3 separate regions of the Homo sapiens genome follow, and regions 2 and 3 are each linked to region 1. Evidence: chromatin contacts called from ENCODE Hi-C or POLR2A ChIA-PET data. All regions are on one chromosome and are shown on one strand. Each heading gives the region's core, a stretch centred on a gene start or an enhancer-like site at or near the end of the contact. The rest is flanking DNA. Distances are from core to core; before and after follow the strand shown. Region 1 has its middle 65 kb from the start of OR13A1. Region 2 has its middle 21 kb from the start of ALOX5. Region 3 holds the start of OR13A1 (olfactory receptor family 13 subfamily A member 1).

Evidence for each region. A loop is a pair of places that touch in the nucleus more often than their neighbours do. ChIA-PET counts read pairs that join two places held with the same protein, here RNA polymerase II (POLR2A). Pooled maps may share reads with other maps.
Region 2: a map of GM12878 shows a loop between it and region 1 (13-fold over the local background). The contact joins two enhancer-like sites. A Hi-C loop is called at or near these places in 1 of 168 maps with a recorded cell type or tissue (GM12878), 16 of 37 single-sample maps with no recorded cell type and 8 of 50 pooled maps. POLR2A ChIA-PET finds 5 or more read pairs at or near these places in 1 of 52 experiments (WTC11).
Region 3: POLR2A ChIA-PET joins it to region 1 with 10 read pairs in A549. The contact joins the promoter of OR13A1 here to the enhancer-like site in region 1. A Hi-C loop is called at or near these places in 2 of 168 maps with a recorded cell type or tissue (K562 and heart right ventricle) and 3 of 50 pooled maps. POLR2A ChIA-PET finds 5 or more read pairs at or near these places in 2 of 52 experiments (A549 and H1).

The regions. Positions count from the first base shown.
Region 1 is chr10:45,248,521-45,251,850 of GRCh38, forward strand. No RefSeq gene overlaps it. Among named protein-coding and RNA genes, the nearest start is that of OR13A1, 65 kb to the right of the region's middle. Within about 2 kb of position 1,736, at least 5 of the 41 ENCODE cell types and tissues checked have a DNase peak (open chromatin) inside an H3K27ac peak, as active enhancers do; they include GM12878, where a contact is called at or near this core.
Region 2 is chr10:45,351,560-45,354,889 of GRCh38, forward strand. No RefSeq gene overlaps it. Among named protein-coding and RNA genes, the nearest start is that of ALOX5, 21 kb to the right of the region's middle. Within about 2 kb of position 1,817, at least 2 of the 41 ENCODE cell types and tissues checked have a DNase peak (open chromatin) inside an H3K27ac peak, as active enhancers do; they include GM12878, where a contact is called at or near this core.
Region 3 is chr10:45,313,870-45,317,199 of GRCh38, forward strand. It overlaps OR13A1 (olfactory receptor family 13 subfamily A member 1), which reads right to left and starts at 1,739. Exons shown (of 4, transcript NM_001004297.3): 1 at 1,655-1,739.

The sequences.
Region 1 (3,330 bases), core at 486-2,985:
GCTAATAAAAAAAATTTTAGAGATGTGGTCTTGTTATGTTGCCCAGGCTAACTTGTTTATTTCATTGTCTTTCCCGCTGAAGAGAATACAAGTTCCATGAATGCACAGATTTCTGTTCTGCTCACTGCCATGTTCCCAGTTTTTAGGTGTCTGCACATGAGAGGCACTCAATAAATATCTAATAAATAAATAAACAAGTGCTTTGATTCCTCTCTTCCACAAGCCCTCCCAAAACTGTTCTCCCTGAGACTTCTTTACCTCAGTGTTTCAAGCCTACAACTTCAGTCATCTCTGATTCCTCTCTCTTCACTCCACATCCACTCCATTCTACCTTCAAAACATATCTCAGAGGGCTCCATCTCCAGGTGACCACCATTGTTCTTCACCTGTTCCCACTGAAACATCTTCTTAATAGAACTAATTCCGGAGCAGCCATAGTGTTCTCCACTGAATTGCCTGCATGTCTGCAAACTCCAATGAGATGCTGCTCCTGCTCTGACTAAAATGCTCCGGCAGATCCCTGTTGCACCTAAAGTAAAATTCCAGCTCCTTCTCACGGTCTGCAAGCCCCAGCTGCTCTGGCCTGTGCCTCCTTCCCAGGCCGCCCGCACCTCACTGCTGGTTGCACTTCCTTCATCCCAGGAGGACTCCTGCCCATGGCCCTGCTCCTGCAGCTCTTCCTGCCAGGAGACTTCTTTCCTCAGCTGAAGCTGAACCCGCACAGCTAAGGACTCCCTGTCATGGGCCCTCACCTCACATGTCACCTCCTCAGAGAAGCCCGTGCTATCGAATGTTGCCCTCCCCCAGCATCATCCTGTTTTATTTTCCTATTATAATCAAAACCGATCTTATTTATTGTTTATTTGCTTTGTCCGGTCTCTTTCCCAACAAGGATGTAAGTCCCACGGGTGGGGAGACGGAGACTCTGTCTGACTTCTTCACTGTGGTGTCGCCAGCACCCAGAACAATTCGCAGCCATGGCAGCCTTCTAGAAACATCCTTTGAAATAGTGGGTGCTTGGATTTCTCTCAAACACATAACTAGAAAACATTTGTTTTCTTCTGAGTAATCTTCATTATATTTCTTTTTCTTTTTCTTTTTTTTTTTTTTTTGAAACGGAGTCTCCCTCTTTCTCCAGGCCGGACTGCAGTGGCGCTATCTCGGCTCACTGCAAGCTCCGCCTCCCGGGTTCACGCCATTCTCCTGCCTCAGCCTCCCGAGAGTAGCTGGGACTGCAGGAGCCCGCCACCGCGCCCGGCTAATTTTTTTTGTATTTTTACTAGAGACGGGGTTTCACCGTGTTAGCCAGGATGGTCTCGATCTGCTGACCTCGTGATCCGCAGTGCCCCTTTTCTGTTTCTTTTTTTTTTTCTTTTTTCTTTTTCTTTCTTTTTTTTTTTTTTTTTTTTTTTTTTTTTTTTTTTTTTTTGAGACGGAGTTTCGCTCTTGTCACCCAGGCTGGAGTGCAATGGCGTGATATTGGCTCACTGCAACCTCTGCCTCTGGGATTACAGGCGTGAGCCACCGCGCCCCGCCCTATTGTATTTCTAAATGAGTATCTGTGTGTATCTAACTCCAAATATTAAATTCATAGCAGAGCTATGATGTGCTCAAGGCCACAGAACAGCCATGACCATGACCACTGACATTATCCTAAAGTGCTAGAATTATATAAGGCAGGAATGGCTAAAACCAGTAATTTCAAAAGAAAAAGAAATGCACCACTAGATGGCACTGTCTTTCCAACTTAAATATGATTTCAGTTAATTCAGAATCCGAAGAAGCTCGAGTTTTCTAATCTTCACCCCCTTGTTTCACGGAACAGCACATTTGCCAAGTTTTAGATCATGCACTTTTTCTGGTAAGCAAGTTAAAATTTCATGATAATCATTGCTGTCTTTATGATCACGTTTATATTAGCAAGCATTTTTTTTTTTTTGACATGGAGTCTCGCCCTGTTGCCCAAGCAACAGGCGTGATGCGATGGCGTGATCTTGCCTTAGCTCACTGCAACCTCCGCCTCCTGAGTTCAAATGATTCTCTAGCCTCAGCCTCCCAAGGGATTACAGGTGCCCGCCACCACACCAAGCAGCTCCCCCAGGCTTGCTGCCACCTTGCAGTTTGATCTCAGACTGCTGTGCTAGCAATCAGCGAGACCCCGTGGGCATTGGACCCTCTGAGCCATGTGTGGGATATAATCTCCTGGTGCGCCATTTTTTAAGCCCATCGGAAAAGTGCAGTATTAGGGTGGGAGTGACCCAATTTTCCAGGTGCCATCTGTCACCTCTTTCTTTGGCTAGGAAAGGGAACTCCCTGACCCCTTGCACTTCCTGAGTGAGGCAATGTCTTGCCTTTCTTCGGCTCGCACATGGTGCACTGCACCCACTATCCTGCGCCCACTGTCTGGCACTCCCTAGTGAGATGAACCCGGTACCTCAGATGGAAATGCAGAAATCACCCATCTTCTGCATTGCTCATGCTGGGAGCTGTAGACAGGAGCTGTTCCTGTTCAGCCATCTTGGCTGCAGCCCACTCTATGTCTTTTAATGGGAGAGTTTAGTCTATTTACTTTCAATGTAATTATAAGTAAGGACTTACTTCTGCAATTTTGTTATTTGTTTCTGGTTATTTTGTGGTCTTCTCTTTCTTCTTTCCTTCCTTCTTGTCTTGCTTTTAATGAAGATAATTTTCTCTGGTAGTAGATTTAACTTCTTGCCTTTCATTTTTTGTGTATCTGTTTTGTTTTTTATTTGAGTTTACCCTGAGGTTTGCAAATAATATAACCCATTATTTATGCTGATCACAACTTAACACTAATTACAGAAACAAACTAACAATGAAGCAAAAAGAGAACCAATACAAATGTTACACTTTATTTTGTGCCCCCAACTTTTTGAGGTGCTCCCACCTCAAGAACCCAGACAAAGAAGAGAAAAATAAATTCAAAGCAAGCAAAAACAAGAAAATAATAGTTATAAGAGCAGAAATCAATAAAATTAAAAACAGAAAAACAAAAGAGATAATCAATTAAAAAGAGCTGGTTCTTTGAAAAAATCAATAAATTTGAAAAACTCTATCAAGACTGCCAATGAAAAAAGAGAGAAGACTCAAATCATCAGTACCAGTAATGAAACAGGAGACATTAATAGAGACCCTACAAACATTAAAAAGATAATAAGGGAATGCTAAAAACACTACAGACATAAATTTGACAACTTTAAGGAGATGAACCAATACCACAACTCACTTAATATGAAATAAATTATTTGAATAATCCTATACCAAATAAGAAAATTGAATTCAAAATTTCAAAACTCCCAAAAAGAAATC
Region 2 (3,330 bases), core at 567-3,066, 100 kb after region 1:
CCACATCTTTGTTTAGAATCTGGACCCTGAAGTTAGAGGACCAAGATTCAAATCCCAGCCTCATCAGTACTAGCTATGTGATATTGGGAATGTTACTTGATCCCTGCTTATCTTACTTTCTGCATTTATTAAATGGGGATGAGAATAATATCTACCCAAATAAGGTGCCCAATGCAGTGCCCAACAGCATGAAGCCCAATAAAGGTTAGTTAACATCACATCCATAATTGACACCTTTAGGTATTAGATTTTCATCATCCCAGAACATTTTCCTTCTTTAAGCCTTTTTCTTTCTAAGTGGCACTTTCTTGGATACTGATTGCACTCCTCACAAACTTGAAACGTTCAAACACACAAGATGCCATTTAGGAGACATTGGAACTTGGGTTTCCTTCTCTGTAAAACTGAGTAATGACAGTCACCTCCCAGGGCTGTTGTAAGAATGAATGAGCTAGAGTATGTAAAATATCTTAGCACAGAGTGCTTAAGAAATTATTAGTTCCAGCCAAGCGTGGTGGCTCACGCCTGTAATCCCAGCACTTAGGGAGGCCAAGGCAGGCGGCTCATCTGGGGTCAGGAGTTCAAGACCACCTGGTCAACATGGTGAAACCCCGTCTCTACTAAAAATACAAAAATTAGCCAGGCGTGGTGGCATGTGCATGTAATCCCAGCTACTCAGGAGGCTGAGACAGGAGAATCACTTGAACCCAGGAGGTGGAGGTTGCAGTGAGCCGAGATCGTGCCATTGCACTCCAGCCTGGGCAACAAGAGTGAAACTCTGTCTCAAAAAAAAAAAAAAAAAAAAGAAGAAGAAGAAGAAAGAAGGAAAGAAAGAGAGAGAGAGAAAGAAAGAAAGAAAGAAAGAAAGAAAGAAAGAAAGAAAGAAAAAGAAAGAAAGAAAAGAAAGAAAGAAGGAAAGAGACAGAAAGAAAGAAGGGAAGAAAGAAAGAAAGAAAGAAAGAAAGAAAGAAAGAAAGAAAGAAAGAAAGAAAGAAGGGAAGAAAGAAAGAAAGAAAGAAAAAAAGAAAGAAAGAAAGAAAAAGAAAGAAAGAGAGAAAGAGAAAGAAAGAAAGAAAGAAAGGAGAGACAGAACGAAGGAAAGAAGGAAGGAATTATTTCCCTTTTTCCCACCCACGCCTCACCACAAACCTTGTTGTGGGGATAACATGTAAAAGTGAACAAAACTGAGAAGATCACATCGCATATCACTCAGCCTCTAGTGGGAGACACAGGCAATAAACAGGAAAAGTTAAAAACAGTACTAGGTAGTGGTGAGTGCAATTAGCCTCCCGCAGCATAAAGGGAGGAGAATAACCAGTGGCTCTTTCATGCAGAGAATCAGGGTAGACCTCTGGGGAGAGACCCGCACTCAGACTGGGATGGAATTATTTATTTTATGCGTGTTCAGTTAGGAGTAGAGGTGCTCTGTCGTGATTATCTAATCTTGGGAGGAACAATGTCAGACGGGTTTCAAGATGAGTATGAGAATTGGTCTTCCTTCTGAAAAAACAAGAATTGAGTTCACACTAATCACAAATACATCAAGCCTATTTGAGTCTTGTGTGTGTCATGGATTGAAGTGTATCTTTCCACTTAGTCAAGAAGTTCCAATGAGAAGAATGCTCCTTAACTTCCTAAGTGCAACAGAGTAGTTGAACTGAGCCATGGATGGTAAATCTACTTAAGAAAGCACATGCCATGGAAAGATAGCATTGGCTGCCCTGCCTACTTCTGATGGCACAGCCTTGCAGGAAGGGAAAGAAGCCAAGAGGCAAAAGCCTGGTCTTGTTCTGAAAGGCACAAGGAGGTGGAAGATTAGGGGAAACTCACCCAAAAATGACTCAGCTCTGAACTCAGACTCAAGAAGCCACAATAAGCAACATGAATGGAACTGGAGGGAAATAAACCAGGCGTAGAAACACAAATGTTGCATATTCTTACTCATGTGGGAACTAAAAACATGCATTTCAAGGAGAATAGAATGATGGTTATCAGAGACTGGGAACAGTTGTGGGTGGGGGTGTTAAGAGAGGTTGCTTAATGGGTACAAACATATAGTTAGATAGAAGGTATAAGTTCTAATGTTTGACAGCAGAGTAGGAGAACTATAGTTAACAGTAATATATTGTATACTCCAAAATAGCTAGACAGGAAGATTTGAAATGTTCCCAACACATAGAAATGACAAAAGCTTGAGGTAATGGATACCCTAAATATCCTGACTTGATCATTACACAGTCTATGCGTGTAACGAAATACCATATGTACCCCATAAATATGTACAAATATTATGTATCAATAAAAATTTTTAAAAAGAAGCTGCAATCAACATTTCATCATTATCTTTTCAGCAGCATCCTTACAAAGTTACAGAGACATCTTAAGATGTATCCCTCTTCCTCTGAATCTTCCTGGGATAGAACAAATGAAAACTAAACAAGGAGTGGGCTGGGAGGAGCTGTCAACATCCATCCTAAGGAAAAGTCTGTTAGGGCTATGAGCTTCCTCTGTCCTAGAGTAGAGCTGGGAAAATAGAGTCTTGACAATTGATTTCTTATTCTTTCTTTCTCTAAATCCCCAATGAATATGTTTTTCTTTTTAGTGCTCAGTGGTAGACAGGGCTTAATTCTGTTTAGTTATGCAAACAGGCCAGAAGAAACTGAAATAGGCTATAAATGTTTGAAGCTGGCCAAAAGAAGATGTAGTCACACAAGATACCCTCTGGAGGAAAGTGACTGTCAGGAAAGTCACTTTCCTGACCAGCAAAAGGACCAGCACTATTTTGTCCTGCTGAAGAAGTACATTTGTCCTGCTGCTGTCATGGGGACAGTGGCTCCAGGGCTTCCTGTGGACATGCCACAAGTTCCACTCCATGAGTCAGGAGATCATGCGGTCAGCTGGGGGGAACTTAGGGTTGCTCTCTTGAGCTTAGCCTTATGCTGCGTGTCTGCTTTGCCAACCACAAAAACGATAGTTTCATAGCAAGTTGCAGGCTCCCTGGAAACTTAACCTACCTACTAGGATACATTTACAGCTGCTTTTCTCCTGGCATCAGGCTGGAGATCAAGAAATACATAAAACATAGTCCCTGCCCTCAGTTAGCTCAGAATATGGTGGGGGAATGGAGACAGAAGCAAATACTGGTGGGACAAGTGACGATGGGCCAAAATATGGGCTTAAACAAAGGTTGTGGGAGCTCAGAAAAGGAGCAACTCACTCTGCCTGAAAGAGTCATGGAGGGCTCCACGGAAAAAGCAACATTTGTGCAGGAGGAGATTAGAACACAGAGGAGAAGGATAGCAGCACTCCAGATGAAGGGAAGGAAATGTG
Region 3 (3,330 bases), core at 489-2,988, 65 kb after region 1:
CGATAAGGAAATACAGTACTTGAACAACACTATAAATAGTGCTAACAAACATGTGCAGAACATTCCACCCAATAAAATCAGAATAGTATTTTTCTCAAGTTTACATGGAATATTCCCAAAGATAAATCACATGTTATACCACAAAAAAACTTGTAACAAATTTTAAAAGATTGAAATTATACAAAATATCTATTTTGATGAAAATGACATAAAACTAGACATCAGTAGCAGAAGGAAAACAAAAAATTCACAAATATGTGAAAATTAAACAACACAGTTTTCAACAAGCAATGGGTCAAAAAAGAAATCACAAGGGAAGTTAGAAAATATCTTGAGATAAAGGAAAATAAAAATACAATGTACCAAAATGTGTAAGATGCAGCAGAAGCAGTGCTAACAGAGAATTTTATAGCTATAAATATGTGCATTATAAAAGGAAGAAAGTGGCTAGGCATGGTGGGTCATGCCTGCAATCCCAGCACTTTGACAGGCTGAGGGAGGAGAACTTCTGGAGGCCAGGAATTTGAGACCAGCCTGGGCAACAAAGCAAGACCCCATCTCCACAACTTAAGAAAAAAAAAAAAAGAAGTAGAAGAAAGTTTGCAAATCAACAACCTAACTTTATACCTCAGGAAACTAGGAGAGAAAAAAAACTACACCCAAAGCTAGCAGAAGGAGGAAAATCCTAAAGATTAGATTAAATCAGAGATAAATGAAATATAGAATATAAAAACAATAGAAAAAAATCAACAAAACTAAGAGGTGGTTTTTGAAAACACCAACAAAATTAACAAATGCTTAGCTAGATTAACTAAGGAAAAAAGATTCAACTAATAAATCAGAAATAAAAAAGAGAACATTAGAACCCATGCCATAGAAATCAAAAGGATTATAAGAAAATACCATCAACAGTTAATTATATGTCAACAAATTGGATAATTTAGAAGTGCATAAATTTCTAGAAATATACAACCTAATAAGAGTGAATCATGAAGAAGTAGAAAAAACGAACAGACTTATAACTACGAAGGAGATTAAACTGGTTCAAAAACCTCCAAACAAACAACAGCCCAGAACCGGATGACTACCAAACATTTAAGGAAGAATTAGAACCAATGTTTCTCAAAGTCATTTACAAAAATGAATATAAAAAACACTTCAAAGCTCATTATATGAGGCCAGTATTACCCTGATTTCAAAGTCAAACAAAGACATTACATGAAAAGAAAACTACAGACCAATATTTGTGATGATCAGGTTGGCTTTATTCCTGGAATGCAAGAATGATAGAACATGTGGCAGGGTGTGCTGGCTCATGCCTGTAATCCCAGCACTTTGGGAGGCTGAGACAGGAGAATCCCTTGAACCCAGGAGGCAAATGTTGCAGTGAGCTGAGGTCATGCCACTGCACTCCAGCCAGAATGACAGAATGAGATTTCATCTCAAAAAAAAAGAATAATACAACATGCAAAAATCAATGTAATACACTATAGTAATAGAATAAAGGACAAAACAGCATGATCATTTATATTGATGTAGAAAAAATGTTTAACAAAATTTAACACCTTTTATCACGAAAACACTCAGCAAACTAGGAATAGAAGGAAAATAACATAATAAAGGCCATATATGAAAAATCCACAGGTAAACTTACACTCAATGGTAAAAGATTCAAACTTTTCTTCTGGATTAGGAACAAGACAAGTATACTCTGTCTCTTCGCTTCTATTCAATATAGTATTTGAATTTCCAAGCAGACCAATTAGGAAAAAAAAATTAAGCAAGAAAAGACATCCAAAGAATAAAAGAAAAAAGTAAAATTATCTCTGCTCACAGATGACTTGATCCTATATGCATAAAATCCTAGACTCCTGCATAAAATCTAGAAAACTGTTAGATGCATATATGCATAAAATCCAGAAAACTGTTGGAACTATTAAACAAATTCTGGAAAGTTGCAGGATCCAAAATCGACACACAAAAATCAGTTGCCTTTCTATAAATTAACTATAAACAATCCAAAGGTAATTAAGAAAATAATTTAATTACAATACCATCAAAAATAGTAAAATACTTAGGAATAAACTTAGCCAGGGAAATAAAAGGCTTGTACACTGAAAACTACAAAACAGTACTGAAAGAAGTCACAAATAAATGTAAAGACATTGGTATTCATGGATTGGAAGATTTAATGTTAAGATCTCCAAAATATCAGATGTATTCCCCAAATCTGTACAACATTATGTATTAATTTGAAAAGTCAATAGAACCCAAAGCAGTCTACAAATTATATGTAATCCCTATCAAAATCTAAGCTGCATTTTTTGAAAAAAGAGAAAAATTTATCTAAATATTCATATATACTCTGACTAGACAATCTTGAAAACTAACTGAGTTGAAGGTCTCATGCTCCGTGATCTCAAAACATGTTACAAGACTACAGTAATTAAAACAGCATGACACTGGCTTAAAGAGAGACATATAGACCAATGGAATAGAATAAAGAACCCATTAAAAGAAAACTCCACATATATGGTCAAATAATATTTACAGCATTCCAGATCCGCTCAATGAGGGAAGAACATTCTCTTCAACAAACAGTGTTGGGAAACTTGGATATCCACACATGAAAGAGTGAAGTTGAAACTTTGTCTTATGCCATATACAAGAATTAACTCAAAATGGATTTAAAACTTAAATGGAAGATCTAAAACTATAAAACTCTTAGAATAAGGGGATATGGCAATTATTTTTTAATATGACACCAAAAGTACAGACAACAAAAGAAAAAATAGACAATTGGGACTACATCAAACTTTTTAAAACTTTTATGCATTAAAGGACATAACAATGTTAAAAAAAACTTGTGGATGGAAGAAAATATTAGTAAATTATATATCTGATAAAGAGTTAATATCCAGAATATATAAATAATTTCTACAACACAATATTTAAAAATAATATGATTTTAAAATGGCAAAAGGATTTGAATAGACATTTCTTTTAAAATTATATATGAATGGGCAAAAAACATAAGAAAAAATGCTCAGCATCCAAACTGGAAAGGAAATCATTAGAGAAATGTAAATCAAAACCACAATGTAATATCTCCTCACAAAAATTGAGTGGTTTACTATTAAGAAAAAGAAATATTAGATAGGATGCAGTTGATAGCAAACAGCTTAAAAGCAACGTGACCCCAGATACTAACTCAAAGCCACACAAAAAACAAAAAGCTCTGGCAAAGACATTTATTTATATTTTTATTTATGTATTTATTGAGGGTTTTGCTGTTTTGTTGTTGTTGTTGTTTACTGTTTTATTTTTGCT